Linked DNA regions of Homo sapiens: region 2 is linked to region 1. Evidence: chromatin loops called from intact Hi-C (ENCODE). Cell type or tissue: natural killer cell. All regions are shown on one strand. Each heading gives the region's core, and the rest is flanking DNA. Links, peaks and the distances in the headings are about the cores only.

The links. Peaks named below come from ENCODE experiments on the same cell type or tissue, not always from the same donor. Only the 100,000 strongest peaks of a DNase experiment are listed, where the experiment ranks them.
Region 2: it touches region 1 in a loop (1.9-fold over the local background); 5 of 110 quality-filtered maps call a loop at or near these places.

The regions. Positions count from the first base shown.
Region 1 is chr17:32,602,680-32,618,687 of GRCh38, reverse strand. It overlaps MYO1D (myosin ID), which reads left to right. Exons shown (of 22, transcript NM_015194.3): 21 at 13,447-13,601. Among named protein-coding and RNA genes, the nearest start is that of CDK5R1, 120 kb to the right of the region's middle. In natural killer cell, for the core only: a CTCF peak has its summit at 9,359 (motif pointing right); a DNase peak (open chromatin) is centred at 9,367.
Region 2 is chr17:32,544,554-32,560,561 of GRCh38, reverse strand. All of the region lies in intron 21 of MYO1D (myosin ID), which reads left to right. Among named protein-coding and RNA genes, the nearest start is that of CDK5R1, 66 kb to the right of the region's middle. RefSeq lists an enhancer at 13,944-14,443. In natural killer cell, for the core only: no CTCF peak of the experiment used is centred there; a DNase peak (open chromatin) is centred at 9,191; H3K27ac peaks cover 439 bases.

The DNA of each region.
Region 1 (16,008 bases), core at 4,949-12,948:
ACTCTGGCCTGGGCAACAGAGCAAGATTCCGTCTCAAAAAAAAAAAAAGAATTAATTAATTAATTAACAGAGGCAGCTATGGGAGGCCCAGCTTCCTGTGTGTCACTCTCTAGAGGAATTTGTATTTAATTTTGTTAAGTACCAAATCCACTGTGATGAGAACATTATGTGGGTTGTAAATGTTCTTCTTGATGGTGCCCTTGATCCCTGTCAGGATGTGGAATATTGGGAAGAAATTGAAGTTTGATATGGAGATGTTTTATTTATTCAGTGCAGTGAGGTGAATTGGTGTTGGAAACTTACTGAAGAGTTTTGCTGAGTGGCTTTCATCAAGCTGTTAAAATCAAGGGTTGAAAGCCCTTGTCAATCAATGATATAAACTTAGCCCTTTTAATCAGTTGATTACAATTATTTTCCTTGACCTGAATAATGTTGATCAATAGTACTAGGCTCACAACAAGCACTTGGGAATAAAGTCGATTATACTGGTTTCAAGACAGTTTTTCATTACTGCTCAAAGCTCATGTTTTGTAGAAATAGGTTTTGTTTTACCATTAAAACAGCATGTGGCTCACACATACTGGTATGATGTTTGGATCATGTGATCCAGGCGTGCAGTCACAGAGAGCCTAGTAGCCCTGAAGATGCATCTGTTTTAAAGCATACTTACTAATTAACATTCACCATAACAACTTTGAATCCCTAAGAAAGGAAAAGAATTTTATTCTGTTTCATGAAGTGGGAAAATATTTATAAATATGGTATTTTTACTGTTTATCTGATGTGTTAAAATAATAACAAAAAATTTTTGAAAGTGACTGTCTGTTTATAAAGGAATTAATTCTTAGTTATCCCAAACAATGTATTCTTTCTATGATGCATTTACAAAATTAAGGTTTCTCTCTGTTACTGTCATATGTTCTTGGGTCAGTGATTCAGAATAGGTGGGCCGCGAGCAGTGGCTCATGCCTGTAATCCCAGCACTTTGGGAGGCTGAAGCGGGTGGATCACCTGAGGCTAAGAGTTCGAGACCAGCCTGGCCAACATGGTGAAACCCCATATCTACTAAAAATATAAAAATTACCCGGGCATGGTGGCGGGTGCCTGTAATCTCAGCTGCTTAGGAGGCTGAGGCAGGAGGATTGCTGGAACCCAGGAGGCAGAGGTTGCAGTGAGCTGAGATCATGCCATTGCACTCCAGCCCAGGCCAACAACAGACAACAGCGAAACTCCGTCTCAAAAAAAAGAGCAAAGCAGGTGGCTTCTCTCTGCTCTGCAGTATCTGAGGCCTTAGCTGGGAAGACTTAAAGACTAGGGGTGATTTAAGGGCTGGGGCTGGAATCATTTGAAGGCATGTTCACTGAGGTGACTGACACCTCAGTGGGGAGGACTCGGAGACTGAAACTGCTGACCGGAGAGCCTTATGAGGCCTTTTGGAGATGCTTGGCTTCCTCACAACATGGTGGCCTCAAGGTAGTCAGCCTTCTTTATTTTTTTTATTAACTTTTTTTGAGACAGTCTACTCTATTGCCCAGGCTAGAGTACAGTGGCGTGATCTCAGCTCAATGCAACCTCCGCCTCCCAGGTTCAACAATTCTCGTGCCTCAGCCTCCAGAATAGCTGGAACTACAGGCATGCGCCACCATGCCCAGCTAATTTTTGTATTTTTAATAGAAATGGCCATGTTGGCCAGCCTGGTCTTGAACACCTGGCCTCAGGTGATCCACCCAATATGCTGGGATTACAGGCATGAGCCACCACGACTGGCTGGTAGTTGGACTTCTTATGAGCTGACTTAGTGCTCAAAACATGAGTGTCCCATTAAACGAGGCAGAAGCTGCATTGCCTTTTATGAGCAGGCCTCAGAAGTCACACAGCCCCAATTCTGTTGCATTTTATTCGTCAAAAGCCAGTCATATAGTAAGCCTAGATTGAAGGGGTGAGGATATAGACCTCTATCTTTCTATGGGAGGAGTGGCAAAAATTTTGCAAACTTGTTTTAAATCCTCCACTTTCTACCCGCTGATTAAAAATTATTTTTGTTACTCTTACTTAAAATGCACTTACCAGCCAACCACTGTGGTTACACCTGTAATCCCAACACTTTAAGGACGCCAAGGCAGGAGGACCACTTGAGGCCTGGAATTCAAGACCAGTCTGGGCAACACAGCAAGACCTCATTTCTACCAAAAAAAAAAAAAAAAAGTTTTTAATTAGTCAGATGTGGTGGTACATGCCTGTAGTCCCAGCTACTTGGGAGGCTGAGGCAGAGGACTGCTTGAGCCCAGGAGCTCAAGGTTTGAGCCATCATTGCACCACTGCACTCCAGCCTGGGCAACAGAGTGAGACCCTGACTCAAAAAAATGAAGTAAAATAAACTAGAATGTGCTTACCCACTCCCAAGATGTCCCAAAAGTCTCATCTCCTTATAATACCAGGTTTAAGGTCAAGGGCCAGGATCTCATCTAATTCAATCCAGGCACAGTTCCTTAAGTAGAGTTCCTGCAATCTGAAGACCAACTAAAAGGAAAAGTTACCTGCCCCGCATACCCAACATGCAGTGATGATCTAGGGGTGGGATACCTACCACAGACATTTCTGTTCAAAGAGGAGGGGAATGAGGGGCACAAAACACTCACTGACCATCTGTGTTTGCAACTAAGTAGCTTTCTTAGCTGCTTCCTGTCCACAGGTCCAGAGCCTCTTTGCATTTTGCCATGTCTATGTTGCTTTCAGTCCAGTCCTTTGAAATTTTGATGGTTTCACTGTGTATCAATTTATAATCACTCCATTAGACAAAAAACACGCCCACAAATCTCTGCAAAATAAACTCTCCCATACCTTGGGCTCCTCGTGAGCTATTGTGGGACAAGACCCTTAAGATTCAGGAGCCCTGTTGTTTATCGGATAGAATTTGTAAGGCATGCCCTAAAGATCTTTAGAGCCTCGTTTAGTCTGTCTGGAAGATACTATGGATGCCTTCGATCTTTCTAAGGTTTTAACAAAGGATTTTACAATCCCACTCTGGGTTTGATCCGTTGCCCTGAAACCATTTCTTAATTTGAGAATCATTTGCCATCTGGAGAAGCTGGGAATAAGAAACAGTTTTATTTTCAAGCCTAGCAATTGCAGGCTTCTTTATGTTTCCTCTAAATTTTACATGAGAGCAGAACCATTCTTTATTAAGGTCCTCTCTCTCCTCTCACATTTTTTTCATAGACAGCAAGAAGAAGCCAGATGGCACTTTCAGTATTCTGTCTAGAAATCTCCTTATCTAGATCATCACATTTGTTACGTACATTTTCTATTTTCTGCCTTCCCATAGGCAACAGTGTTGTCAAATTTTCTCCTTAACAAAGGTCCGCTTTCCTCTGGCTCGAAGTAGTCTTTTCCCTGTTTTCCTCAGGCCCTCACTGACCTCCTCTTGAAGGCCTGCCATGATTCCCCCAACAGTCTCTCAGAACCTTTCCAGCTTCCACCTACTTCCCAAAGCCAGTGCCAACTATCTGGGATTATGTTATAGGAGCACCCTACTCCTGTTCCAAATTTTTATTCCAATTACTATTGCTGTGTAACAATCCACCCCAGACTTAGTGGAATGAAACGACCGCTACTTTATTATGTTCTTGGATTCTGTTGGTAAAGAATTTGAAAGAGGCACTGTGAGGCCAGCATGCCTCTGCTCCACAATGTCTAGGGCCTCCATTAGGAAGATTCGAAGGTGGGGGTTACTTGGTGAGTGAGAGTTGGAATCACTGGAGCCCTCATACACTCACTTGTCTGGCCCCGGCTGGCAGAGCTCAAGCCAGGACTGCTGACCAGAGCACCTGCACACGACCCCTCTGAGAGGTTTGGCTGCCTCACGGCATGGCACCTCAAGACCATCAGCCTGCTTGCATGAGGGCTCTGGGCTCAAGCAAGTTGTTGCTTTCAAGAGATGCTTGCTTATAAAGGGATAAACTCTCAGTTATGCCACAGCTTCCACCATTTCCATGATGAGCCCACACAGCTGAGCTTCCTGAGTTATAGCTAGTTGAGGAGTAAGGAGGGAACAAGATGTGGGGGACTGGGAAGGGAGAAGGAGGGAGATTAGGAGAGACAGATGAACAGAACAGAGAAAGGTGAAAAGAAAGTCACCAGGTGTCCTGCAAAAAGCCAGAGCAAACTGTCTCCCAAGTTTCTGAATGGAAAACAGAATGAACAGAATGTTCTCCATCAAAGAGCAGCCAAATCAATTTGTTAATTGAGATCAAAAGAACATAAGCATTATCTCTGCAGTCTAATCAAAGAACAGAAGTTGAATAGTACATCCAAAAACCCAAGTGTCTGTGTCAAAATACGAGCAAACACCTGCAGAAATTAAGTGACCGCTACAATTTCATGAAAGTTCTTTGTGTGTCAGGCATAGCTTTGGACGGGGTGTGGGGGGCGGGGGCATGGAAGGGCAGGGAGGTGGGGGGAATACCAAGAATGAAGTCCCTTAGAGGTGTATGTAGAGAGCAGTAACCAAAGAAGAGGAGAGATTCTCCAGGACAGAAGATTGTGGAACAGCTGCTACTGGGAGGAAGTTTGGAACAAAGATGCTCCAGAGTTAAAAAAAAAAAAAAAAAAAAAATTAAAACATTATTATAGTGATGAAATAGCAATAAATACATTTGAGTATTTACCATCTTACTGTAAAATGAAGTATTGTTTTATATACCATGGTATACTGTAAAATAAAAACAATACAAATGCAAAACTTCATACTTGGCTGAAAAAAGTGAAAGCCAGCGAGCCTGACCCCAAGGAGATCATTCTGGTTGGACAAGCACACGGATAATACATAAATGTGAACTATTAATAAATAAACTGAGTTATATTGAGGTATTTCTTTTTTTTTTTTTTTTTTTTTTTTTGAGATGGAATCTTGCTCTGTCGCCCAGGCTGGAGTGCTGGAGTGCTGGAGTGCAGTGGCACTATTTCGGCTCACTGCAATCTCTGCCTTCCTGGTTCATGCGATTCTCCTGCCTCAGCCCCCCGAGTAGCTGGGATTACAGGCACGCACCACCACGCACAGCTAATTTTTGTATTTTTAGTAGAGACAGAGTTTCACCATGTTGGCTAGGATGATCTTGATCTCCTGACCTCGTGATCTGCCCACCTCGGCCTCCAAAAGTGCTGGGATTACAGGCGTGAGCCACTGCACCTGGCCTATATTGAGGTATTTCTTACTAGTGAACCACCCTTACCCTTGTGAATATACGCTCATGGTCATGGTGTTTATCTTGTTGCATCCAGTTTGTTAATTATTTTGGATTTTGCATCTGTATTTGTACGTTACATTGATTTCTGGGTGTGTTTGTTTTTGTGTATGAGAGAGAGATTCAGCAGGTTTTGCTAGCAGGATAAATAAAATGAGTCAGTATGATTTTTCTCTTTTTCCATATTGTAGAGCATTTAAGTATGATAGAAATTACCTGGGCCTATAACATAACCTGTGCCTAGTAAGAACTAGAAGAGTATTTTTCTGATAATCTAAAAAAAAACTTTTTGCTAGTTATAAATAGAAATTAATTGTTTTATCTTTCTTTAAGTCAATTTTACTAATTTATATTTTCCTATAAAATCATGCATTTCAGGCCTGGTGCAGTGGCTTACACCTGTAATCCCAGCACTTTGGGAGGCCAAGGTGGGAGGATCACTTGAGCTTAGGAATTCATGACAGCCTGGGCAACATGACAAAACCCTGTCTCTACTGAAAATACAAAAACTAGCCGGGTGTGGTGACGTGCTCCTGTGGTCCCAGCTGCATGGGAGGCTGGGGTGGGAAGATTGCTTGAGCCTGGGAGGTAGAGGCTGCAGTGAGCCGAGATCGTGCCACTGCACTCCAGCCTGGGCAAGACAGCTAGACCACATCTTTAAAAAAAAATATGCATTTCATTAATATGAAATTACAATTACAAAAGTTTTTCTCTTCTAATTTCTTCTTCTTCTTTTTTTTTTTTTTTTGTTTTTTTTTTTTTGAGATGGGTCTCACTCTGTCACCCAGGCTGGAGTGCAGTGGCGTGATCAGCTCACTGTAACCTCAAACTCCTAGGCTCAAGCAATCCTCCTGCCTCAGCCTCCTGAGTAGCTGGGACTACAGGCACGCACCACCACATCCAGCTCCAGCTAATTTTTTTTTTAGCTGGGGTTTTTGCTATGTTGCCCAGGCTGGTCATGAACTCCCGGCCTCAAGTGATCCTCCTGTCTCAGTCTCCCAAAGTGCTGGGATTAGAGGCTTGAGCAACTGCTCTTGGCCTCTTATAATTTTGAAAGTCAACACACCCTTTCTTAAATCCCTTTCTCATTCCTAATGTTAAATATTTGCGGTTTTGCCTGTTTTTTCCTTGGTGAGACTCTGCCAAGGGTTTGGTCTGTTCAAAGAACCAGCTCTTTAATTTATTATGTATGTTGTTCTCATTCATAAACTTCTACTTTTATCTTAATTAATTTTATAAACAGGGTATATTTTTGTTTTTTGCTTAAATCTATAACCCCTCGTCCTCCAATAAAGGAGTTGTATCCTGTTCACATTTCTTACAGCAACTGGCAAAAAAACTTTTCTTAAATTCAATCGTGTTATTTAAATGCTTTCTATTTTTTATGCTCCCACGCTATTTCATTCTTTTTTCTGTTGCTGCATTGGTCAAGTTTTATTTATTCTCTTTTTACTACTGGTTAGAACCTTACACATCCTTTTTCATCTTAATGATTACTGTTAAATATTTGAGCTGATCTTTCCTAATTGATATCAAGAATAAAATGGATTTACTTATCTCCTCCTGTGAATTGTGACAAAATTAATAGAGTTTTCTTTTTGTTTTTGAGACGGAGTCTCGCTTCAGTGCCCAGGCTGGAGGGCAGTGGCATGATCTCGGCTCACTGCAACCTCTGCCTCCCAGATACAAGTGATTCTCCTGCCCCAGCCTCCTGATTAGCTGGGACTATAGGCACCCTCCACCACAACCAGCTAATTTTTGTATTTTTAGTAGAGACGGGGTTTCACCGTGTTGGCCAGGCCAGTCTCAAACTCCTGACCTCAAGTGATCCTCCCGTCTTGGCCTCCCAAAGTGTCGAGGTTACTGGTGTAAGCCACCACACTTGGCCAAGTTTTCTGTTTTAAAAAAGGATATAAACCTGAATTTTATTTTCCTGTGTAGATAACTTATTTTTGTATGCCTAGGTACTTGAAGATTTTTTCCTTTATTCTACAGGTCTAAAACTTCTCTGGGCTACACATCCAGAAGATCCTCTAAGTTTGGCTGGTACCTGTGATTCCTTTCTGTCTAAAGACTGGGATGTTTTCTTCTATTATTCTTTAATTTTCTAAAGTATCTATTCAGTTACTGCTTCCATTGTGTATGTAATTTATCATATTTGTCTTTTCGAATTATTTCTCTTTCTAATATCGGTCTGTTTTGCGCTGATTTCGTAAATGAGAATATGGATTAGAGATTTTCTTGTATAGTGAGCTCTGCTCTCTAGCGCTCATTCCATTGCAGAGGAGGAGAGGACATCTGCTCTGATTTCTCAGGCCGGCCTCCTCTTCCAGAACTGCTCAGCTCTTTACCTATCTAGTTGTGTTCACTGTTTGGTCCTTCTTAGTAAGGAGAGGCTGGGAGAATTGAAATGGGTTGCAATCAGAGACTCTTTTTGCCCTGTTCAAATCTTCAAGGCCAAAGAAGGGGAAGGCTTAGATTTATCATAGCATAGAAATCTCATAGATTAGGAGAAATAAGGAAGCAACAGGGGCAGGGGGAGCCTTGATAAGGAGTTTCCCTTTTGTTCGGAGAAACGCATCTATGTGTTATGGCTGCCCAAATGCAATGAGGTAGTGACCCCTTCCCCAGCTGAGGTGTTTCACAAAATACCTTCCATTTGCATGGTGTTGTAAGGTTTTAAAATTATATTTTCAGTGATAAAGTTTTGCTGACTTATTTTCACTTAGAGTGTAAGACCCTCGAAGACAGAGGGTTTTTTTGCTTATTTACTTTTTGTACTCCAGAGTTGCTACTATTTGATCCTTACCACAACCCTGCAAGGTAGACAAGGCACCTGATGTTATCCTTATTTTGCAGAAAAGGAGACAGATGCCCCAATAAATTAAATGAGTCACTCAAGATCACATGGCTGAATTGGGATTAACACCCAGGTCATCCTTAGTACACTAATCCCCACTTACCATCCTTTCTTCCAGAACTAAAGGGGACGTTCTGGGTGCTGTTTGTCCTGCTTTGGCAACAATAGGGACTTAATCTTTCATTATTTGTGTAGCAGAGCAACTTAAGTACTGTTTTCCCTCATTTCTTCTGAGACTGACACACCACTAGGCCTGGGCGTACACATGAAGAATTCCCATCCACAGCAGATAAAGCCACCTAGACAGCAAGGGAGAGAGAAGGGGAGGGAGAGAAGCCCACCCGCTGAGAGGGGGTTGTGGCCGAGAGCAGAGTCATTGGCTCCTGTCCTCTGGTCCAGGTAGCACCTAGGAAGGGATCCTCTATCCCTGTGGTTTCAGCGTTCTTTGCCGAATCTGTCTCTTTTCCCTGAACCCCTGCAGCTAATGCTCCTGGGATATGCTGGCAGAGTTACTGCTGTTACCATTCTCATTTCTTTAGGCTTTAATCAAGCTCTCCTGTGAAGTGCTACATCAATTCAATTTTGAATTTCACATATAAAATAATGAAATGAGAGTGAAGCGTGATAGACATAAAATGTTTTTTTAAAATGAAAATGATATTTTTAATTTAATCATATAAAAATCATCTGGATCCAGTACATGTAAGTGGCAGAGAGTTTGCTATATTCTCTTACCAATGGCCTCAGAAAGCCCACGATCCACATTGGTTGGTGAATGATTTCCAATTTCTTTAATATTTTCCCTTCTCTCCATTAAGCCCTGACCCTGGCATTCTTTAAAATCAACCCAAGAACTCACCTCCTATGAAAATGTATTCATGGGAATACTTATTTATAGAATATATAAATATTCTATGTTCATTTATACATGATACTTGAAAAACCTGGTGTGATGGAAAGAACATGAGTCCCCATCAGTCTGCAGGTCTGAGTTCTAGTTCCCGGGCCTGCAGACGGGCTGAACTCCTTCAGTCTCAATTTCTATCTGTAAAACATAGGCATGGAACTAAGTGACACTGCAAATCTGTAAATTGTTAAGGTGTTTTTCTTCAGTTATTTAATACTTACCTCTTCCTCTGATCCAACTGGATTGTGAATCCCCCAAGAACAGGGATCACATTCTCAGCATCTTCTGCACGTCTGTCCCTACCACAGGCCGTGTGGCACTGCGCCATCCCCCAGTGGTTGCCTTGTTCATGCTGCCTGCCCGCCTGGCTGATAGCACCTGTGGTAGCCAGGAGGTGGCACTTCGGTATTTTATGCAATAGAAGAACAGACCACAGAATGAGGAAATCACTCTGACTTCTGCTTTATTGACCAAAGTAGAATATCTAGAGATCAAAACAGCCAGGGTGTGCAATTTTTTAAATTTATAGGCAATGAATATAATTTACGTGCATGGGTGGTGGTGTACAGGTCTCTTGAGTCTTAGTATGGGCGTAAATTTGTGTAACCACTGCCACAGTCAGGATACAGAGTAGTTCCATACCCCAAAAACTCCCTTGTATCGGACTCCTCATAACCCCAAACCCTGGCAGCTACTGATCTGTTGTCCATCCTTATCCTTTTATCTTCTAGAGAATATCATATAAATGGCGTCACACAGGCTGTAACCTTTTGAGACTGGCTGCTTTCATTCAACCATAATGCCTGTGAGATTTATCTATGTTGTTGCATGTCAGTAATCTGTATCATTAGTTTGTTCATTGCTGAGTAGCGTTCCATTATTTAAATGTACCACAGTTTGTTTATCCGTGCACATGCTGCTGGATATTTGGGTCGTTTCCAGCTTTTGTCAATTATTAGTAGAGCTGCTGTAAACATTCATGTATAAATTTTCATGTGAAGCTAAGTTTTTATTTCTCTAGGATATGTGCCTAGGAGTGAGATTGCTGGCTCATGTGGTAATTTTCCATTTAATTTTTTGAGTTAACAACCACTGTTTCCACAGTGGCTGTAACATTTTACATTTTGTATTTTCACCAATGATGCATGTGAGTCCCACTTGTTCTGTGTCCTCACCAGCATTTAGTATTATCACTCTTTTGTTGTTGTAGGCTGTTTTGTTATTTTAGCCATTCTGATGGGTTTGCAGTGGTTCCCATTGCAGTTTTAGTTTGCATTTCCCTAATGGCTGCTGATGTTGAGCACCCTTTCATGTGCTTATTCACCCCTATGCCTTCTTTGGTGAAGTGATTTCAAATCTTTTATCCATCATTTTTAATTGAGTTGTTTACTATCAAGTTTTAAGAGCTCTTTATAGATTCTAAATACAAGTCCTTTATCAGATACATTTTTGCAAATATTTTCTACCAGTCTGTGGCTAGTCTTTTCACTCTCCCACCAGTGTCTTCCTTAGAGCAAAAGTTTTAAATTTGATCAAGTTCAATTTATCAATTTTTTTGCTTTATGGATTGTGCTTTTGGTATCATTTCTAAGAAATATTTGCCAGCCCAAGGTCACAAAGATTTTCTTCTATGTTTTCTCCTAAAAGTTTTCTAGTTTTACATTTTGCATTTCGATCTTATAGTGCACTCTGAATTGTTTACGAGATGTGAGATTTAGGTAGACTTTTATTTCCGTTTGCATGGGGGTGTCCAAATGTTCCAAGTTATCCAGATGCCCACATTATCCTTTCTTCATTGAGCTGTCTTTGCACCCTGGTGAAAAAATTATTGGCCATATTCACGTGAGTCTGTTTCTGATCTATGTTTTTTTTTTCCTTTCTAAATTATTGTCTTGATTAACCTAGCTTTATACTAAGCATTAAAATCAGCCTCTATGAGCCCTCCAACTTTATTCTTCATTTACAAAACTGTTATGGCTATTCTAGTTCTTTTGCTTTTCCATACATATTTCAGAATCTGCTTGTTGATACCTACAAAAAATCTTGCTGGGATTTTGGTTGGGATTTCATTAAATCTATAGATTAATATGGGAAAAATTGGTATCTTAAGAATTTGGGTTTTCTAGTCCATGAGGATATTATTTTCCTTCATTTATTTAGGTTTTCTTTTATTCCTTTCATCAGCCTTTTAATTTAACTTGTTCAACATTTTGTAGTTTTCAACATGTAGGTCCTACAGATAGATGTTTTGTTAGATTTATATCTAAGTATTTTTGTTTTTGGAGTTGTTATAGATGGTTTTGTTTTTCAATTTTTGTTTCAAATTTTTCATTGCTAATATAGAAATATTTTTGTATGTCAGCCTTGTATCCTTTGACCTTACTAGATGCGCTTATTAGTTCTGGGAGCTATTTTGTGGATCCTTGGCATTTTCTATGTAGGCAATCATGTAATCTGAAAACAGAGACATGTGTTTCTTCCTTTTCAATCTGTATGCTTTTTAATTTTTTTTTTCTTTGAGATGGAGTCTCGCTCTGTTGCCCAGGCTGAAGTGCAGTGACGCGATCTCAACTCACTGCAACCTCCGCCTCCCGGGTTCACACGATTCTCCTGCCTCAGCCTCCTGAGTAGCTGGGATTACAGGCGCCTGCCACCACACCTGGCTAATTTTTGTATTTTTAGTAGATACAGGGTTTCACCATATTGGTCAGGCTGGTCTCGAACCCCTGACCTCAAGTGATCCACCCACCTCAGCCTCCCAAAGTGCTGGGATTACAGGCGTGAGCCACCACACCCAGCCGCTTTTTAATTTATTTAACCTGCCTTACTGCACTGGCTAGGGCTTCCAGTATAATGTTGCATAGCTGCAGTGACAGTGGAAATCCTTGCATTGCTCCCGATCTTAAGGGAAAACATTCAGTCCTTCTTCACCAAGTATGATGTTAGCTGTGGCATGTTGTATATGTCATTTTATCAGGTTAAGTTCCCTTATAATCCTGGTTTGCTGAGAAATTTTTATCATGGATAGATGTTGAATTTTGTCAAGTACTTTTTCTGTGTCACTTGATACAATCTGTGGATTTTCTTTGTTATCCTGTCATTTTATTCTGTCATTACCTTGATTAATTTTTGAATACCTAACTAGCCTTGCATTTCTTAGATAAACTCCACTTGGTCATGTTGTATTATCATTTTTATGTATTGTTGGATTTAATTTGCTAATATTTTCTTGACATCCATTTTTACATCCGTGTTGATGAAGGATATCAGTTTGTAGTTTTCTTGTACTGTTGTGTTTATTTTTGATATCAGAATAATGCCAGCTTCAAAGTGAGTTAGGAAGTGTTCCCTTCTCTCCTATTTTCTAGAAGAAATATGGTGAATTGGTGTTATTTCTTCTTTAAATGTTTGGTGGAATTCACTATTGAAATCATCTGGGACTAGAATTTTCTTTTTCAAAATGTTTTTAAATATAAATCTAATTTCTTCAACAGATACAGAATTATTCAAGTTATTTCTTCTTGGAGAGTTTTAGTATTTTGTGACTCTTAAATAATTATTTGTTGTTGTTGTTGAGATGGAGTCTCACTCTGTCACCAGGCTGGAGTGGAGTACAGTGGCATGATCTCAGCTCACGGCAACCTCTGCCTCCTGGGTTCAAACAGTTCTCCTGCCTCAGCCCCCCAAGTAGCTGGGACTACAGGCGCACGCCTCCATGCCCGGCTAATGTTTTTTTGTGTGTTTTTTTTTTTGTATTTCAGTAGAGATGGGGTTTCACCATGTTGCCAAGGCTGGTCTCGAACTCCTGAGCTCAGGCAATCCGCCCGCCTTGGCCTCCCAAAGTGCTAGGATTACAGGTGTGAGCCACTGCACCCTGCCAGAATTATTTGGTTTTAACTAAGTTGTTGAATAAGTTTTTGTATAGAATTGGTCCAAATATTTTAATATTATCCTTTTAATGTCTGTGTGGTCTATAGAGATGGCCCCTCTTCCATTCCTGATATTGGCAATAAGTTCTTCCTTCTTTTTTTGTTTTGGGCTAGAGGTTTATCAATTTTATTGATCTTCTGAAAGAACCATCCCTGTTTCATTAATTTTTCTGTATTGTTTTTCTATTTCAAATTTTGTTCATTTCTGCTCTTTATTATTTCCTTCCATCTGCTTGTTCCGTGAAACTGATAGAAGATTAAAGTCAGGGGGTCACTGAGCAAAACCCTTAGAAAATGTATGACGTGTTTTGTTGTTTTTAGGGATGGTGTCTCGTTATGTTGTCCAGGCTGGATTCAAACTCCAGGGCTCAAATGATCATCCTGTATCAGCCTCCCAAGTAGCTGGGACTACAGGCACATGCCACCATGCCCAGCTCCAAAATGTATTTTTTAATTCATTCTTTTGAGAATGATCCAAATAGTTTTCCATGCATTTTCTCTTTGCAGTTGACTGGTCTGAGTGTCTCCAATGGAAAGGACCAACTTGTAGTGTTCCATACGAAAGACAACAAAGACCTCATTGTCTGCCTCTTCAGCAAACAGCCAACCCATGAGAGTCGAATTGGAGAACTTGTTGGAGTGCTGGTGAATCATTTCAAGAGGTAAAGTTTGATTTTTGTAACTAAGACACGTTTTAAATCTATGAAATCTTTAATCGTAATTATCACTGAGCTTGTTTTGTGCCAATTTTAATGTATTGAGCTATTTTTCTCCATAAGGACAACTTAAATCATCTGTTTCGCAGAAGGTAAAATTAGCATCCCAGCTTACTTTCAAGGTTAGGAATGATCCTCTACTTTTCCAGCCTCCAGCTGAACCAACAATGAGAGATTTCCCTAAATGGTGATTTTTATTCCACTGTCGATCCAAATGCAATTAAATCCAAAAGATAGACAAATTACTTTATATTCTTCTCGTCATAGCTTCTCATTTACCCCAAGTATAATCAGTTTGTGTGTCCACTATGACCATAAGCAAATTAGAAGGCAGATTTGGGATGGTTTGCAAGTCCATGAAGACTACAAGAATTCCTGAGAGAGGCAGTGACCACTGCAGAAACATGGAGTCATGATGGAACATGGCATAATCTGAGAACTTCATAGTAAGCCCTGATGATACCTGGGGCAGGGGGGTGAACAATGATATAATAAATATAAACAGAGAGCAGGTCCTGAGAGTGATGGGGACCAGTGAATGGATAATTTTAAGCAGGGGAGTGATTTTGTCTGGTTATTTATTGGAGTTGTTTCAGAGATTGGATTTCTCTTCCCATAAGGGGTCATGGAGTATTTGGGTGGGTGTATCTCTCCAAAGTCAAGTGCTCTCTTTGTGGCATGCTGCCTTCACCTCCCCAACCCCACCTGATGCTGGGAGAAGACCACTCATCAAAATCAGTGACTAAGAAATGATACAAGTGTAGTTACTTTTTCTTCCTAAAAGACATTTCCTGAGTTCCTAAAATTAATCAAGTATTCCTTATTAGTATGTTTTTTTTTTTCAGTTTAGACGTGGCTTCTCTTTCTCTCAACAAACACATATTTGGAATCAGATGTCCACATATCTAATTCTATTGTATTCATTTTGGCTGATAAATGTATAGAGCATAATTTTAGAGGTGGGCTGCACAGACCATTTATTTTATGTTATTACACCTTACATTCTAGATCAAAGTAGATCTTTAAATATTTTCTATCATTAAATGCTTTTACATGCTGTAAGTAAAATAATACTTAATGGTCATTTGTGGGGAAAAAATAAGAAAGTAATTACCAAAAATAATAATAAATGCATAGACTTTTGAAAATTCCTTTCCATCTGCCAAATAAATGTAAAGCTAAGAAAAATTTTAAAAAGTTTAGAATGTGGCCAGGCGCAGTGGCTCACGCCTGTAATCCCAGCACTTTGGGAGGCTGAGGCGGGCGGATCACGAGGTCAGCAGATCGAGACCATCCTGGGTAACACAGTGAAACCCCGTCTCTACTAAAAATACAAAAAATTAGCTGGGCTTGGTGGCGGGCACCTGTAGTCCCAGCTACTCAGGAGGCTGAGGCAGGAGAATGGCGTGAACCTGGGAGGCGGAGCTTGCTGTGAGCCAAGATCCCGCCACTTCACTCCAACCTGGGCAACAGAAGGAGACTCTGTCTCAAAAAAAAAAAAAAAAAAAAAAGTTTAGAATGTAAGGAAAAGACATAAAGAAGGCATCTCTGCAATAAATGTCTATAACTCAAATAAGCAAGCTTATTTTCCTGCTAATATTTATAGCAAAGTATAGAAAATTAAAGGAATTTTAATTTGTTACTCTTAATTTGGATACCAGTACTAATGAATGCAAGAGTTTTTGCCTGGGAGATTGAAGTATTTTATCTCTATCTGGGTGCTTATTTAGCAAATTCTGATCTATTAAGTGCCTTCTACAAGTGACAGAAATACGTGAACCTGGATGTAGATTTCATCAGTTGCTTTCTTTTCCTAGCTAGCATATGCATGCTGAGGTACATTTCTAGGCGTATGTCCTCTATCTTTAATGTATGTAAGGATTTTTAATTTCTTTAAAATTTATAAATGTGAAGAGAAGACTATCAAGATGCTAGGAATTTTTTGGTGGATTTTTTTTTTTTAATTCTTGGTGTTTCTATCTTATGAATTAAGAGTGAAGTGGAAATGAGAGATAAAATCTTTCCTCCCAGACCCCAGAAAAGTCAGGCTTGAAATTTTGACTTAGAGTTTTAGTCATCAACTTACTATTTACTTTTTGGGAAAAGGTTAATTTGATTTTTTCTAGCTATTTTCCTTTATTGTCAACTATCGTATCATTGCCATGACATTGAAATTCACATTGTATTTTATAAGCATGATGTTGTGGCACATAATCTTATTTGTCCCTGAGTTAATTATGGAAATCCAAAGGTTCGGGAGGGAATTAACTTCAGACCAATTCTTTATCTTCCAGATAATTTCCCTAAAGTACATTCTGAGATGTGTTCTTGTCAGCAGTTGGGAGGAAAGGGC
Region 2 (16,008 bases), core at 4,689-12,688, 58 kb after region 1:
TATATATATATATATATATATATATATATATATGTTGTCTCTGGGTATTACTTTTTTTTTACTTAAATATCTCCATAACATACATTTCTTTCTTGCAGTAACTTTTGTGGACTACTACTGTCTCTTTTGGCTTCATCTCAGTATTACTTAAACTCCAGAAACTGTGTCTCTGATAACCTGCCATAGTCATATGAATCAATTACCATATTTATGCAAAAAAGAAGAGACTAGCTTATTCTTCAGAATAGTTTAGTATTTTAACATCAGGCATATACAGCTTGTCACAAACACTTTTTCCTTTTTTTTTGAGATGGAGTCTCATTCTGTCGCCCAGGCTGCAGTGCAGTGGTGCAATCTCGGCTCACTGCAACCTCCGCCTCCCAGGTTCAAGCAGTTCTCCTGCCTCATCCTCCTGAGTAGCTGGGATTACAGGCACATGCCACCACACCTGGCTAATTTTGTATTTTTAGTAGAGATGGGGGTTTCACCATGTTGGTCAGGCTGGTCTTGAACTCCTGACCTCGTGATCTGCCCGCCTTGGCCTCCCAAAGTGCTGGGATTACAGGCGTGAGCCACCACACCTGGCACACTTTTTATGCAGTTGGATGAGGGTTTCTATAGGATAACTACTGTGTCACTGCATTACAATACCATAGCATTGACAAATACAGACAGTGACACTGAAGAGTCAAGAAATACTTCATTTAAAGGTCTGTGGCTGGGAATGGATATAATTGATTTAAATTACAAAAAATTAATGATAGATATCAATAAAAAGAGAAGTTAAAGATAGTAAAACGTATTAGGATGGAAATGATGAAATGTGATAAAAAGATAATGGTAACAAAGTGCCAGAAGTGTTCAATTTAGGCAAATTAAATTTAACAGAGTTTAATTGAGCAAAGAATGATTCACAAATCAGGCAGCCTCCGGAACCAGAATAGATTGAGAACAACTCTGGGGCTGCCACATGGTCAGATAATGTTTATGGACAGAAAAAGAAAGTGAGTATACAAAACAGAAGTAAACTACAGAAGCAGCTGGATTGGCTACAGCTGAGCATGTGCCTTATTTGACCTTGGCTTGAACAGCTGAACACCTGTGATTGGCTGAAACTCAGCTGAAACTCAAGTGATTGAGTGAGACTCAGCTCCGAGTTTCAAGAGTAGATTATGGTCTGCTCACACATCCAGTTAGGTTACAGGTCATTATGTGTGGAGAAACCTTTAGTCCAAACTTAAAATATGTAAGGAGGCAACATTAAGCTAAACTTAATTTAAGAAAAGTATATGAGAAAAATAAATTGCGCTTCAGAAAACAGTTGAGATCCCTATTGTATATGGATTACAAACCCTTTTTTATACAAGCTTTTCTTTAAAGAACATGCCCCAACAAGTAAAGTTCAGGAAATTCAAGATCCAATTCAGTAATTTAGAAGCCCTTGAAAGACAATTTGGTTCATATTGCACACACACAAGCACACGTTCTGAGATACTTATTAAACACATGCAGATAATAAAAATAGTTAACATTTGTCTAGTCCTTAGTCTGTGCTAGGCTATATTGAAAGCACCATGCATATGTTAGCTCATATAAGCCTCACAGTAACTCTAGAAGGTGGGCCCTATTATTACTGCCATTTATAGCTGGAGAAACTGAGGCATGGAAGGGTTCAGTGGCTTTCTCAGGACCACAGCTAATTATTATAGTAATGGACCAGAGCTCAGACAGTCTGGCTCCAGCATCTACTCCCCGCCTCAGTGTCTTGTCCCAAGACTATACTCCCTGTCAGATGTAGGGTACTGGTATTATTCAAAGCAGAGGAAGTAAAATATTTAAAACGGAAGCACATTTTAAAATAGAAAATGAGAGGGGCAGAAGAGACGGAGCGTGTTAATGACCTCTATATCCTCTCATCTCCCTGGGAATTCATTCTATAGCAAAACCAGGGAGAACTGTGGAGGAAGCCTGGTTCTCTTGAAAAGAAAGAACATTTCTGGGCTCTTATTCTCAGCGGTTGTGTTATCTGACAATGCGCCCTTGCATGGAGAGTGGTTTGTTTGCTGTTTTCAAACCACAGGTGTGAGCATGTGATGATAGCAGTGCATTACTGATTTTCTGTTCATCCTGCAGTGAAAAAGCACAATGTAATGTGCTTCCATAAGGTGTGAAGTAAAACACTTTTAATCAAACTTCAAAGAACACTCTTCTCTTCTGAGAGCAAAGCCTTGTTTCCTTGCTGCTCCATCTTCTGTTCAGTGTTAACTGTCTGCTGCCCATCTCCAGCCTGGCTGTGCTCAGAAATAAATTGTTTCCATTGGGCCTAGGCACTCAAGGGTTGGAACTTACTCTTGAGATCAAGGAGGGCCCTGCCTCTCAGAGTGTTTCTTTTTATCATCCCATGGTTTCCCACACAGACAAACTGTTTTAAACTAGACCTGAGGTTGACAAACTTTGATCCACAATAGAATCTGGCCCACCCCCAAGATGACTTTGCATTTTTATATGTTTAAGGGGATAAAAACTCAAGAGAGGTTTAATATTTTGTAACACCTGAAAATTATGTAAAATTCAAATTGTGTCTATAAATAACATTTTATGGGAACACAGCCATGCCCATTCATTTACGTCCACAGTTTCAATAAATGTGGACATGGCTGTGGAGTGTGGACATAAATGAATGAGCGTGGCTGTGTTCCCATAAAATGTTATTTATAAACACAATTTGAATTTTATATAATTTTCAGGTGTCACAAAACATTATATAATTATGTCCAAATTACATAGTTACAGTGCAGACTGTATGACCTGCAAAGCTGAAATATTTACCATCTTTCCTCTTATAGAAAGACTTTGCTGAGCGAAACCCCATCTCTGCAAAAAATACAAAATTTAGGCATGGTGGCGTGCTCCTGTAGTCCCAGCTACTGGATGGGGGTGAGGGTGGGTAACGGGAGGATCGCTTGAACCTGTGAGGTTGAGACTGAAGTGACCCAAGATCCTGCCACTGCACTCTGGCCTGAGTGACAGAGCAAGACCTTGTCTCAAAAAAAGAAGAAAAAGAAAAAAAAGGAAGTTTGCCGACTCCTGAACTAGAGCACCAGAGCATCTCAAGCCCCACCCAGTTTGGCCACCTTTACTAAAGATGAACTAGGCCGGGCACAGTGGCTCACACCTGTAATCCCAGCACTTTGGGAGGCCAAGGCAGGTGGATCACGAAGTCAGGAGTTCGAGGCCAACATGGTGAAACCCCATCTCTACTAAAAATAAAAAAAATTAGCCGGGCGTGGTAGCGGGCATCTGTAATCCCAGCTACTCAGGAGGCTGAGGCAGGAGAACAGCTTGAAACCGGAAGGCAGAGGTTGCAGTGAGCCGAGATCACGCCACTGAACTCCAGCCTGGACAACAAGAGTGAAACACCATCTCAAAAAAAAAAAAATGGATAAACTAAGCCTGCCGAGTGAAAGGCACACATCATTTCACTGAATGATAACTGCAGGGTGTCCCACAAGCTGCTGGCCATTCTCTACATTCATCATAGTTTAAACTGCTTTAATTGGGGTGATTTCCCTGCATCATTTGTCTGTAAAATATGTGAGATCTCTTCCTAGAGGTCTCACCAAGCCACATTGTAAAGGAAACAAACATCATCAAGTTTCAGGTTCCACAAAGAGCCTGTAAATTCCTTAGGTTAGGGAGTTTAGCACAAATCATTTTCTCACAGACCCAAAACACTATAATATTCCTATTTTGTCTTCATTTAATTCCCATGGTCTTAATGTTAAATGTGATGTTCATTTTTTAAATGTGAAGCTCAAGAATAAGTTGCTAACTAACTTGTTGCTAAAATCCAGTTTTATATGTAGTTAAACATTTTGGCTGAGTGCAGTGGCTCATGCCTACAATCCAGACACTTTGGGAGGCTGAGGTGGGAGGATCTCTTGAGCCCAGGAGTTCAAGACCAGCCTGAGCCACATAGCAAGATCCCATCTTAAAAAAAAAAAAAAAAATTGTGGCCATAAACCCTGTGTCTGCACGGTTTACAGTGGGCTTGTGTGAGCTGAAGCTGGCCTGTAGGCAGTGTTTCATCATCTGTGTGACCTGTAGCAACTGTTCAATTCTAGAATGGCTTCCTCCACCCACTTCGAGCCCTCAGGAGCCCCACTCACCCATTCATTCAGAGCACCCACTTGTTGACCACCTGCAGTGGGCCAGGCCTTGGCTGCTCTATCCAGTCTGTGTCAGAGCACCTACAGTCCATGGCAGGCAACAGCTGTAAAGAAAGAACTGCATTAAGTTAGAAAAATATAGGTAAGAGAAGATTGGTAGAGATGAGTCTCCCCCATTGGGAGTCCCATGGCAGCACATAGAAAGGCTTTACAAAGCAGTTGGTCTTCCCACTGTTTGCCCATTCCGTAAATAACTACGTGCACCTGCCATGTGCAAGGCCCTGGGTTAGACACATCACACTCCCTGTTCTCAACCTTACATTCCAGTGGGGCAAACACACAAAACCCAAGTAAACAAATGAGTAAAAATAATTCGATATGATAAGTGCTAAGGAGGAATAAGCAGGGCTCTGAGGCAGAAAACGAGGTGCCCTCTTTTCATAGAGTGGTGGGAGAAGGCCAAATGAAGAGGTGACACTTCAGCTCAGGCTCGGAAGATGAACAGGAACTGTGAAGACCAACCCAGTCAGGAAGAATAGTTGGTGCAAAGGCCCTGAGGCAGAAAAGAACTTAGTATGCTTGAGGAATTGAAAGCTGGCCAGGAGTTGGAGGAACAGACCATTAGCCACGGCTTTGCACGTGGTGTGAGGAGGGGTGTGGCTATTGTGGGCAAGGGTCTGGAATGGCATGGGTGTTGGTGGATGTGCCACGGATACAGGATTCTAGCCGGGACGAGCGGGAAAAGCAGGCTGGAAAGCCAAGGAGGAGGCAGATTGCGACAAGCCTAGGATACCAGGTCAAGAGATTTTGGTTTTATGCAACAGACAACAGGCAGCCAGAACAGAGGAGGATTTTGTGTTTCCACTTAAAAATATTTTTTCTGACAACAAAGTAACTCTATTTGTAGAAATTTTAGAAAATATACACAAGTACATTAAAAAAAACTGGAAGCACACATTCAAACCATTGTTCACATTTTTATATCTTCTTTGCATATAGATCTGTGTATAGTTTTACAAATATGAGATTCTTCTGTACATTCTATCTTATAATTGTGATTTCACTTAACAATATAGAGCAAACATTCTGAAAATGTTTTCCTGTGTCACTGTTCTTTTCCAGCACAGCTTGTAATATCTGTGTGGTATTTCATGCTAACCACACAGGTGTTAAAGGCTGTGCTGGAAAGGAACAGTGACACAGGAAATTTGTGCTAAATTCGTACATTTATTCGACAAGCCCTGCGATTGAGCACCTAGAATGTTTCTAATTTTCAGCCTTACAAACAGTGCTGTGATAATTATCCTTAAAATGATGTATTTATTCATATCCGTAATTGTTTCCTTAGGAATTCCTAGAGACAGAGTTGCGGGGTCAAAAAGTGTATATTTTTTAAGGCTTTTCGTACATTTTTCTAGATTAGCTTCCTAAAAGCTTGTACCATGTTATGCTCCTACCAGCCAAGTGTGAGCATACTTCACTTACCAAGCTACTCACTTTGCACTAGATTTAATTGGCCCGTTTGAAAAGGAAAAAACTTCGTATATCCATTGTTTCAGTCTGCATTTCTTAAATGAAATTGAACGTTTTCTGCCATGGGTCTACCTGTGATTTGTACGTGTTTCATGGATTATTCATATCCTTTGCTGATTTTTTTTCTTTTGGTGTGTTTATGATTTGGTTACTAATTTTTAGGAGCTTTTTATATATTAAGACCATTTACACTACTTGCAGATACTTTCCCAGTCTGTCTTTCTGCATTCTTTTTTCAACAAAAGTTTTGCATTTGTATGTGGTCAATTCTGTCCTTTCCTTTAGCCTTTACATGAATGCTTTTCCCCACTGAAAGATCAGGTAAATATTCACTTATATATCCTTCCCATTCTTCAGTACTTTTACAAATTTTAATAATTTTTATATTATAAATTTCAATAATTTGTCATCTTTAATCAGATTTCTGTATTTCAAAGATAACTGAAGAAGTGTGGAGAAGGTTCCAGAGGGGAAGGAACTGGTATCAGGGAGACCAATTAACTAGGTGTTGCAGTTGCCCAAGAGGGATCTGGCCATGGCAGTGATTCCAACCCTTTCCTGCCCCCACACAGTCTAATTGTACAGAGTACACCCATCAGGAGTAGCTCTCACTATGTGCAGTGATTCTCAACCTCAGGTAGGGGCAGGGGCAGGGGCAGGGGCAGGGGCAGGGACTCTCAGCTCAGTTGAGAATCCCAGTGGAGTTTTAAAGGAAAGAACATATTGAACAGAGGCTCAGGAGGGCAGGCAACTGAATGGCTGTAGGTGATGAGCAGAGTAACTGGTGACTCAGGTATTTTATTTAGGTGAGTTGGTAGATCACGGTTCCATTAGCCTAGACCATAACAACTATGGGAGGCAGAGGCAGAGCCATAGAAAGGAGGGGAAGAGCATGGAAGATGACACAGACATGTTAGAACGTACTTATTTTAAAAGGATATAGTTCAGTTCAGGTGGAAATATCTAAGCAGTGAGAACGGGGAGCCTGGACCCCAGGAGTCTGTACTGGGGAGTGTGGATTGGGAAGCCAGCTTAAAGGAAGTTGAAGTGGTGGGAGTGAATGAAACAAGCCATGTGTGGAGAAGAAGAAGAAAAACATGGCCAATAAGGAACTCTCAGGAACATAACATTCCAAAGGTGGGAAAGGGGTGTTGAGGAGGAGAAATAAGTAAACAGGACTAAGAAGAACTTGTCAAAGAAGTAGGAGAAGCAGAATGACAGCAGTGCCGAGAGAAAAAGAGTTTCAAGGAGAGGGAATGGTCTTCAGCTTTGGAACTTTCTAGCAAGATACCTAGGCCCTTCATTGTGCCATCAAAACCCACGTCCTTTTTCAGCTGCTAGAAGAGGAGCTGATTCTTTCTGCTAGACTCTTTCCTATTCTATGTCAGGTCCATTCGCAGCCCTGGTAATTGCACACACTGCTTCCTCCACCCACAATACTCTCCCCTGCTCTTCCTGGTGAGCCACTCCTCTTTCAGGAACCACTTCAAATATCGCCTCCTCTGTAAAGGCAGTCCTATTCAGCCTTCTGCAAAATTCACTCAACACTGTTGTGAATTTCTCAGAGGTCCCTTGGCACTATAGTTCATCTCTCTAGCTAGCATGCCACCTTGTGTAGTAGTTTTCTACTTCTCAGTGCTTTTCAGGCTCCTCTAAGGAGTTCCCCCAGCAACAGGGAAGAGTTAACTCAACATTCACCAGGGACATATCCCAACACAGCCTATGACATGCTGCTGGTTTTTTTGTTTTTTTTTTTGTTTTGTTTTTTGTTTTTTTTTTTTTGTCTTAGAGAATGGCATCTCACTATATTGCCCATACTGGCCCTGAACTCCTGGACTCAAGCAGTCCTCCTGCCTCAGCCTCCCAGAGTGCTGGGATTATGGGCGTGAGTCACTGTGCCCAGCCTGGCATGCTTCTTTAAAGGCCTGTGTTTTGGTAATGGTTGATGCTGTTTTTCATGCTGTCATTCTAAATGTTGGTTTTAATTTACTTGGGTGTCAGGTGTTTCCAGTTACTTACATGGAGTAAAGCTTAGTCTCCAGCAAGTTTCTCCATCTTCGTTCTGTGGTTTCGCTTACTATAGCACCCTGATGCACATCCAAGGGAAATAATCGTGTCCCGGTTTAAGAAGCTTCAGTTTCCACATCTGTATCTTCCATTGGAGCAAGAGCATTTCCACTGCAGTGACTGTTCTTAAACATCCTCTCTCTAGTACCCAGCACAGTACCTAGGACATAGTAAGCATTGGTGTATACATTTACAGAAGCAAAGGACAGAAGGAGGAAGGTGGGAGATGAAAGAGTGGATGGATGGATAAAAGGAAGGAGGGCAAAAAAGGGGAGGTGAACAGATGAACAGATGGTTGGGAGGGAGACAAGGAGGGGAGGGATGGATGAATGGATGGATGGATGGATGGATGGATGGATGGATGGATGGATGGGTGGATGGATGGATGGATTACAAAGGTTAAAGAGTGAGCAATGCAGGCCAGGCTGTGGCTCATGCCTGTAATACCAGCACTGTGGGAGGCCCAGGTGGGCCAATTATTTGAACCCAGGAGTTCAAGACCAGCCTGGGCAATATAGTAAGACCCCCATCTCTACAAAAAATACAAAAATTAGCCAGGTGTGGTAGTGTGTGCCTCTAGTCCCAGCTACTCAGGAGGCTGAGGTGGGAGGATTGCTTGAGTCCAGGAGGCTGAGGCTGCAGTGAGCCATGATTACGCCAATGCCCCTCTGCCTAGGCAACAAAGCAAGACCCTGTCCAAACGAAACAAAACAAAAAACAGTGCATAAGTAAAGCTTGACTGCAAAGTACGATGAGGGAGAAGACATTAGCTATGGATAGTTTATTTTAACTTCAAGGCATTTGGTAGCAGTGGAGGGATAGGGAAGAACAGGTGGACTTTTTGGTCTTTTGTTTACTGGAGGAGATTTGAACATGCTTCTAGGCTAAGGACAAAGCAGATAGCCACTGGAGGAGAGACTGAAAATATTTATTCAATCAAGAAATATTTATTGAGTACCAACAATGTGCCAGGCTCTGTACAGGAAGTGAGCAAGATATAGACGGTGTTCCTGTGCCATGGAACTTTCATTCCAGCAGAAAATAGAAAGGATAATGGGTCATGATCCATGAGAAAATGGAACCGCGTGCTGATTGGTGTGTTCTCGGGAAGAGCAAAATGTTTTAATGTTAGTCCAGGTCAAACATAATTATGAAGGTGAGACTCCCGAAGGGAAAAGCCACATACATTCCAAAGCCACCTGGATGCGTGTGTGTGTGTGTGTGTGTGTGTGTGTGGCAGTGGGATGGTGGGTGGGGGGACATAGAGAAAGAGCAAAAGTAAAGCTGGACGTGTCCAATGTATATTTGCCAAAAACATTTTTCTCTCCTGTGATTCAGACAAGGTGGTGCTTTCAGGATATACAAGTGAAACCAAGGCAGAAAAAGACATGGCCAAGTCTTGTCTAGCCGGTTAGCCTAAGCTTTTCTGGTCTTTTGTAAGTGACTCATTTCCCTTTTGTGTGGTTTTCTTAATATATTCTGCATAAGGCTGGCTGTTACATCCAAACAGAAGCAAAATGTATGATCTGAGCATGCACTGCCTCTTGATCTAATCCACTTCTTAATTACATTTATGTTCATTGTCTTTGAGTCCTATAGTTTGGGACAATTCTACAGGCTCCCCACCCCTAGAAGTCATTCATTATCAGCTACCAGCCACTCAATGTTTAGTTATAGTGAATAAAATACTTTCAGTGTCAGAAACTATAGATCTCATTTCTAACTCTAGATTAATTCTGTTTCGCTGATAATATTAAGAAATGGCTGTAAATTGGATGAAAATATTCTAAAATTATTTCACTATTATCATTTCTTTCTCTTTTTTTTGACACTCTGTTGCCTAGGGCTGGAAGGCAATGGTACAATCATAGCTCCCTGTAACCTCAACCTTCCAGGCTCAAGTGATCCTCCCACCTCAGCCACCCAAGTAGCTGAAACCTAGCTAATTTTTAAATTTTTTGTAAAAACAGCATCTCACTACATTACCCAGGCTGGTCTCCAACTCCTGGGCTCAAGCTGTCCTCCCTCCTCAGCCTCCAAAAGTGCTGGGATTTCAGGCCTGAGCCACAGTGCGTGGCCCACTTTTATTACTCCTATTTCTATTATTATAGGCTATCCCCAAATACTTTTTAGAAGTAGGCAGAGTATATTCGCAAGTACCTTTTTAATTACCTAGAAAACAAATCTACAAAGAATGAAGACATGGGACTCAGTTTGTGATTTCCTCATTTTTAATGTGTGGTATTATAGAGGCCTTACTAATCCTCTGTGATTAGCTGTGGAAAATTTTGCTTTAATCTTTGCAACAGGTTAGATCATGAGACAGTGAACACCAAAAAAAAATTGCAACTCTGTAGTATTGAAAAAATTTTATATGGCATATTTCTTGTAACAAAGCATAGCTCAGGCTGGGCGCAGTAATCCCGGCACTTTGGGAGGCCAAGGCAGGCAGATCACCTAAGATCAGGAGTTCGAGACCAGCCTGGCCAACACAGTGAAACTCCGTCTCTACTAAAAATACAAAAATTAGCCGGCCATGGTGGTGCACACCTGTAATCCCAGCTACTTGGAAGGCTGAGGCACGAGAATCACTTGAACCAGCAAGGCAGGGGTTGCAGTGAGCTGAGATTACACCGCTGCCCTCCAGCCTGGGCAACAGAGTTAGACTCCATCTCAAAAAAAAAAAAAAAAATTATAGCTCAAAGCTTGAAAATCATTTTGTTTTCATGGGATTCATTGTAAAGGAGATTTGACCTAACATATTATTAATACTGATCTTTTCATTCCGTTAAGTATTCACTATCATAGAACACTAAATTAGGCACATTCCATAGAACTTTATAGTTTTATGCTTTTTGTGATGGATAATACTGAGTGTCAACTTCATTGGATTGAAAGATGCAAAGTATTGATCCTGGGTGTGTCTGTGAGGATACAAAAGGCTTTCACACTGCATTTTACTCCTATTTCGCAATACTTCCATAAGATAGTTAATGCAATTAACGTGTCCTTCATGTGACAGATGAGGAAAATGAGGCTCTGGGATTGAAGAGACTTGACAAAAGTCATTCAGGTCATTGGTATTTGCATAGACCACACACCTTGCCACCAAGTAGTTCCCAGACTGAAGCAGAGGCAAATGACCATTTATGAGTGTAACCCTCCTAGCATGGCATCCAACTCATGGCAGACCCTCTCCAAACGTTAGCTATGTGCATTTAAACTTATAATTCCCACAAACAGAAGTGACATTAACACTACGGAAAACAGAGCTTCGTAAATTAGAAAGTCAGTGCTATGCCCCTCCTATGACCTCGCTAACATTTTCAGAAGGTGGCCCAGGGATTCCTGCTCACTACTTATCTTTAACGTTTATATTTGTAACAAACGATTAAGAGGGAGGGTGCAGTGGCTCACACCTGTAATCCCAGCACTTTGGGAGACTGAGCTGGGTGGATCACTTGAGCCCAGGAGTTTAAGACAAGTCTGGGCAAAATAGTGAGACCTTGTCTCTACAAAAATAATGAACAAAATTAGCTGGGTGTGGTGCTGTGTGCCTGTAGTCCTAGCTGCTCTGGAGGCTGAGGTGGGAGGCTCACTTGAGCCCAAGAGACAGAGATTGCAGTGAGCTGAGATGGCACCACTGAACTCCAGCCTGGACAACAGAACAAGACCCTGTCTCAAACAAACAAACAAAAAGGATTATGCATTTTGTGTAACATATATTTTTTCAGTGTAAATGTATGTGTATACAGATATATATAAAAATAATTAAAAGTCGGCCAGGCGCGGTGGCTCACGCCTGTAATCCCAACACTTTGGAGGCCGAGGCAGGTGGATCATTTGAGGTCAGGAATTCAAGACAAGCTTGGCCAACATGGTGAGACCCCATCTCTACTAAAAATACAAAAATTAGCTAGGCGCGGTGGTGCACACCTGTAATCCCAGCTACTTGGGAGGCTGAGGCAGGAGTATTGCTTGAACCCGGGAGGCAGAGGTTGCAGAGAGCCAAGATCATGCCACTGTACTCCAGCCTGGGCAACACAGTGAGACTCCATCTCAAAAAAAAAAAAAAAGACCAAAAAATAATTTAAAAAGAATTTAAAGTGGTACTGAATAAGAAGTCAGGTCTCCCCTCATTGGTGTCCCATGCAACACAGTGACTTCCCACTGGCACTGGAAAACAGGATTTTTCCCCACGTTGCCAAATGCTCATAGAGCCAGTGACCTGCTGAGGTCTTCTTGAGGAGCTCAGACAGCTCTTAACCTAGCTCTAACTCCTTCTTATTAGGCCCCTTCTCATTTTCCCTCCTCTGCCTTCTATACCTAGATAATCCTAGAGGATAAACTTTTTTTTTTTTTTCTTGAGACAGGTCTCGCTCTGTCACCCAGGCTGGAGTGCAGTGGCGCGATCTTGGCTCATTGCAACCTCCTTCTCCTCGGATCAAGCCATTCTCCCACCTCAGCCTCCCAGTAGCTGGGACTATATACGTGCACCACCATGCCCAGTTAATTTTTTGTATTTTTTGTAGAGACAAAAAATATAAAAGACCAGCCTTGTTGCCCAGGCTGGTCTCCAACTCCTGGGCTCAAGCAATCTGCCCACCTCAGCCACCCAAAGTGCTGGAATGACAGGCATGCCACCATGCCCTGCCTAGAGGACAAACTTTTGGCCAGAGCCAAATTTCTTCAGCAGGTGACAAACCCAGAAAGAAAGGGCTTAGGGTTCTATAGCAACTGCAATGATGAGTGCTCTCTCGTCATGTTAAGAACAAACTAAGGAAATTAAGAACTGGGCTGTCCAAAATGGACCACTCTCCGTAGTGAATTTTTTTTTTTTTTTAAGACACGGTCTTGCTCCTTCACCCAGGCTGGAGTGCAGTGCCACAATCTCAGCTCACTGCAACCTCTGCCTCCCAGGTTCAAGTGATTCTCCCACCTCAGCTTCCCATGTAGCTGAGACTACAGGCATGCACCACCACGCCCGGCTAATTTTTGTAGGTTTTTTAGTAGATTCAGGGTTTCGCCATGTTGGCCAGGCTGGTCTCGATCTCCTGGCCTCAAGTGATCGGCCTGCCTTGGCCTCCCAAAGTGCTAGGATTATAGGAGTGACCCACTGCGCTGAGCTACTATAGTGAATTCTCTATCACTGGAAATACTCAGGCTGAGATCAGACAATCACTTGGGATGCTGCAGAAGCGGTTGGTTGGTTGGACAAGACAATTATGAACAACCTTTCCTAATCTGAGCTTCTGTGATTCTGCGGCAGCAGAAGTCACCTTTATGCCTATGGACACATGAAGTGTGACATGTTAATGACTATGCATATGGAAAAGCGTGGCATTTATTTAATTTACCTAACTTAGAGCCTCACATTCCTTAGCTGTAAAACTGGGATAAAAATACCTGTCCCATGGGATTTTTATGCAGATTAATTTAAATCATGAAACATAATGTAAATTGCCTGCCGCTGTGTCTGGCAGGTACTCATTAGGTGCTGGTTATCTTTGAATATTCACAATATACCATGTGCTGTAACATATATGAAAAAAGACTTGATTGCTGCTTTGAGTTAGATGAGTTCTCGTGCCGGCACAATGGCCCACACCTGTAATGCCAACACTTTGGGAGGTAGAGGTGGGAGGATTTGCTTGAAGCCAGGAATTTGAGACTAGCCTGGGAAACATAGTAAGATGCTGTCTTTACAAAAAAAAAAATGTTTAATTAGCTGGGCACGGTGATGTAGTTCCAGCTACTCAGAAGGCTGAGGAAGGAGGATCACTGGAGCTCAGGAATTTGAGGCTGTAGTGGGCTGTGATTGTGCCACTGTACACTCCAGCCTGGTGACAAAGCAAGACCCTGTCTCTAAAAAAAAAAAAAAAAGGTTCTTATTTTTGTGACTTGGCCAGCCTTCAATAATGGAGCTCAGTGATAGCCTAGATAACCCAAACAAAATAAAGCAAACATCACTTTGAGGTGCACCTCTGAATTTGCATCTGGGCATTACTGATTTGCAGTACTACCTTTGCATTTTATAGGCTGTAAACTAATTGAATTTGAGATTCCTTTCTTGGAGTCTCAACTAAAAGGCAGGAGAACTCATATTTTCATATTTGGGAGCACAGGGGTTTGGGGAAACAGTAGGTTCTTTTTAAATGAATATCCTTGGCAGCCATGCCCCCCACAAATCCTTTTTCTGCTTCTCTAGGAAAGGTGCTGGAAAGCAGCCAGCACATAGGAATTAAAAAGACAACCGGCACAGAAGAGAAATGTGTGCTAAAAATACTAAAACCAACAAGGATTCATCATCTGAAAGCAAAATAGGTTTTCTGTGTGCCCCTGCTTCTGGACTTGCTCACAGTCGTGATGGCTCTGTGTTATTTGGGGGTGACAGTAATTATGGAGCTGGAGTGCTCCTCGACAAAGACAGACAGAGCTCCTCGCAGAGGGATGGTTTCCATGGCAATAGCATCAGCATCTGAATGACTTCCTGTCACAACAAGTTGGTGATTTAATGAGTTCATTACTGAATTCCAAAGGAAAACCAGAGAGTGGATGAGCTACTGTTCAGCCCTCAAAGTGGCTAAGTCCATAGTGAGGGAGCCATTTCTACCGGGTGCAGCATCAGAACCATTAACAGCTCAGGGCCGTTACAAAGGCAGCCTGGGTGCTCCAGGGCGGGTGTGTGAAGGGAAGGCGACCCAGACTGTGAATCTGCAGCCACGTGGTCTGGCAAGGCCTCAGTGGCTGTTATTCCAAGAGTGTGAAAGAATCATATGAGTCTCCACTAGAAGCTTTCCCTGGTTCAAACCCAATAAAATTCATATCACAGGAGTTTAGCTCAGGGCTTCAGATGCATACTCCCAAGTACCCCAAGTCCTTTAGAAAAGACACCGAGAAAAAGAAACAGACCTTAAATTCTTATTGTGTACAGAGGAAAGGGAGAAAGCATTTCATCCTACTTTCTGTTCTTCAGTATTGTAGAGATTGACACTTATGTGGAACCCCAAAAAAAAAAAAAATCACCTGGATACTTCAGAAATTGGAGATGTCATTCATGTGGCGAATTGCATATAAAATTTAAGCTGAGAGGTTATGTATCACAATAAGAATGTATAATAATTGACCTTTCATGCTTTACTATCTTCACTAATTAAAGTCTACCATATGGCTGGTAGAACAATGTAGCCTTAGGCTGATCAATTAACTAGGGACCAGTTAGGGACAGAAGTAAGACAGCGGTCATGATTCTCTGTGAGTGTCTTCCTAATAAGAGGTGGAATGGTATTCCACTCCTCTCACGTTCCTTTCCCCATTAGTTCAATAAATATTTGATCCCTCAAAGGGTTTACGATCTAATAATGGGGACTGACTACATTCAGAAGGAAGCCTAAAACAGGAGAATAATATGCCACTGTTTACTGATGTTTCCTGGGTGCTGCCACTGAGCCACATGCTTTACATACGTTTTCTCACTTACCCTGTATAACCCCATGAGATGAGCATTGCTCCCATTTTTTATATGAGGAAACTGAGCCCTGGAGAGGCTGTGTAAGCCAGAGGTGCCCACAGCTGGGAAGTGCAGAGTTAGGACTCCAACTCGAGTCTGACTCCTTGGTTTGTGTCTTGCGCACTCTGCCCAAAGAGAGATGCAGACTCGGGGCCACAGGCATTCAGCGGGAGAGGCCAGAGAGGGGCAAGATGGAACAAAGACCTTGTAAGGGGAAGAGATGCCTCCTCCCCTTGCTCCCCTACACTAAGCAGAGACTCCATATCAATACGCAAGGCAGGTGGACAAGGTCTGTGCCCAGATATAGGAAACAGAGAAAACTTGGAGAAAGAGAAGTCACAGAGAACTAAAAATATGCATTTTATCAAATATTTTACCAGATCAACTAATAAAATGGGGAATTTGACTAATTTGGCCATATATATATTATGCTTAGAAAAGCATACATAGTAAAGGTTGTAAGTATGAGTGTGTGTGTATATGTGTATGCATGAACAAGTGTTGATCATTTTCTCTTTTAATAAAAATAAGGAAAGCAACTGCCTGACTGATGTGATACTTGCAAAGAACACATAGTTGCCTCTTATTTTTCTATATGCAAGTATACCTACTTTCCAAAACATCTAGCATATTTTCCCAGGATCCCTGAGAGGTGTTGTTCTATCCTTGTCTTTCTAACAATGGGGAAGAGAGAAGATTGCTAGTATTCTCTAAGAGTACCTTCATAAG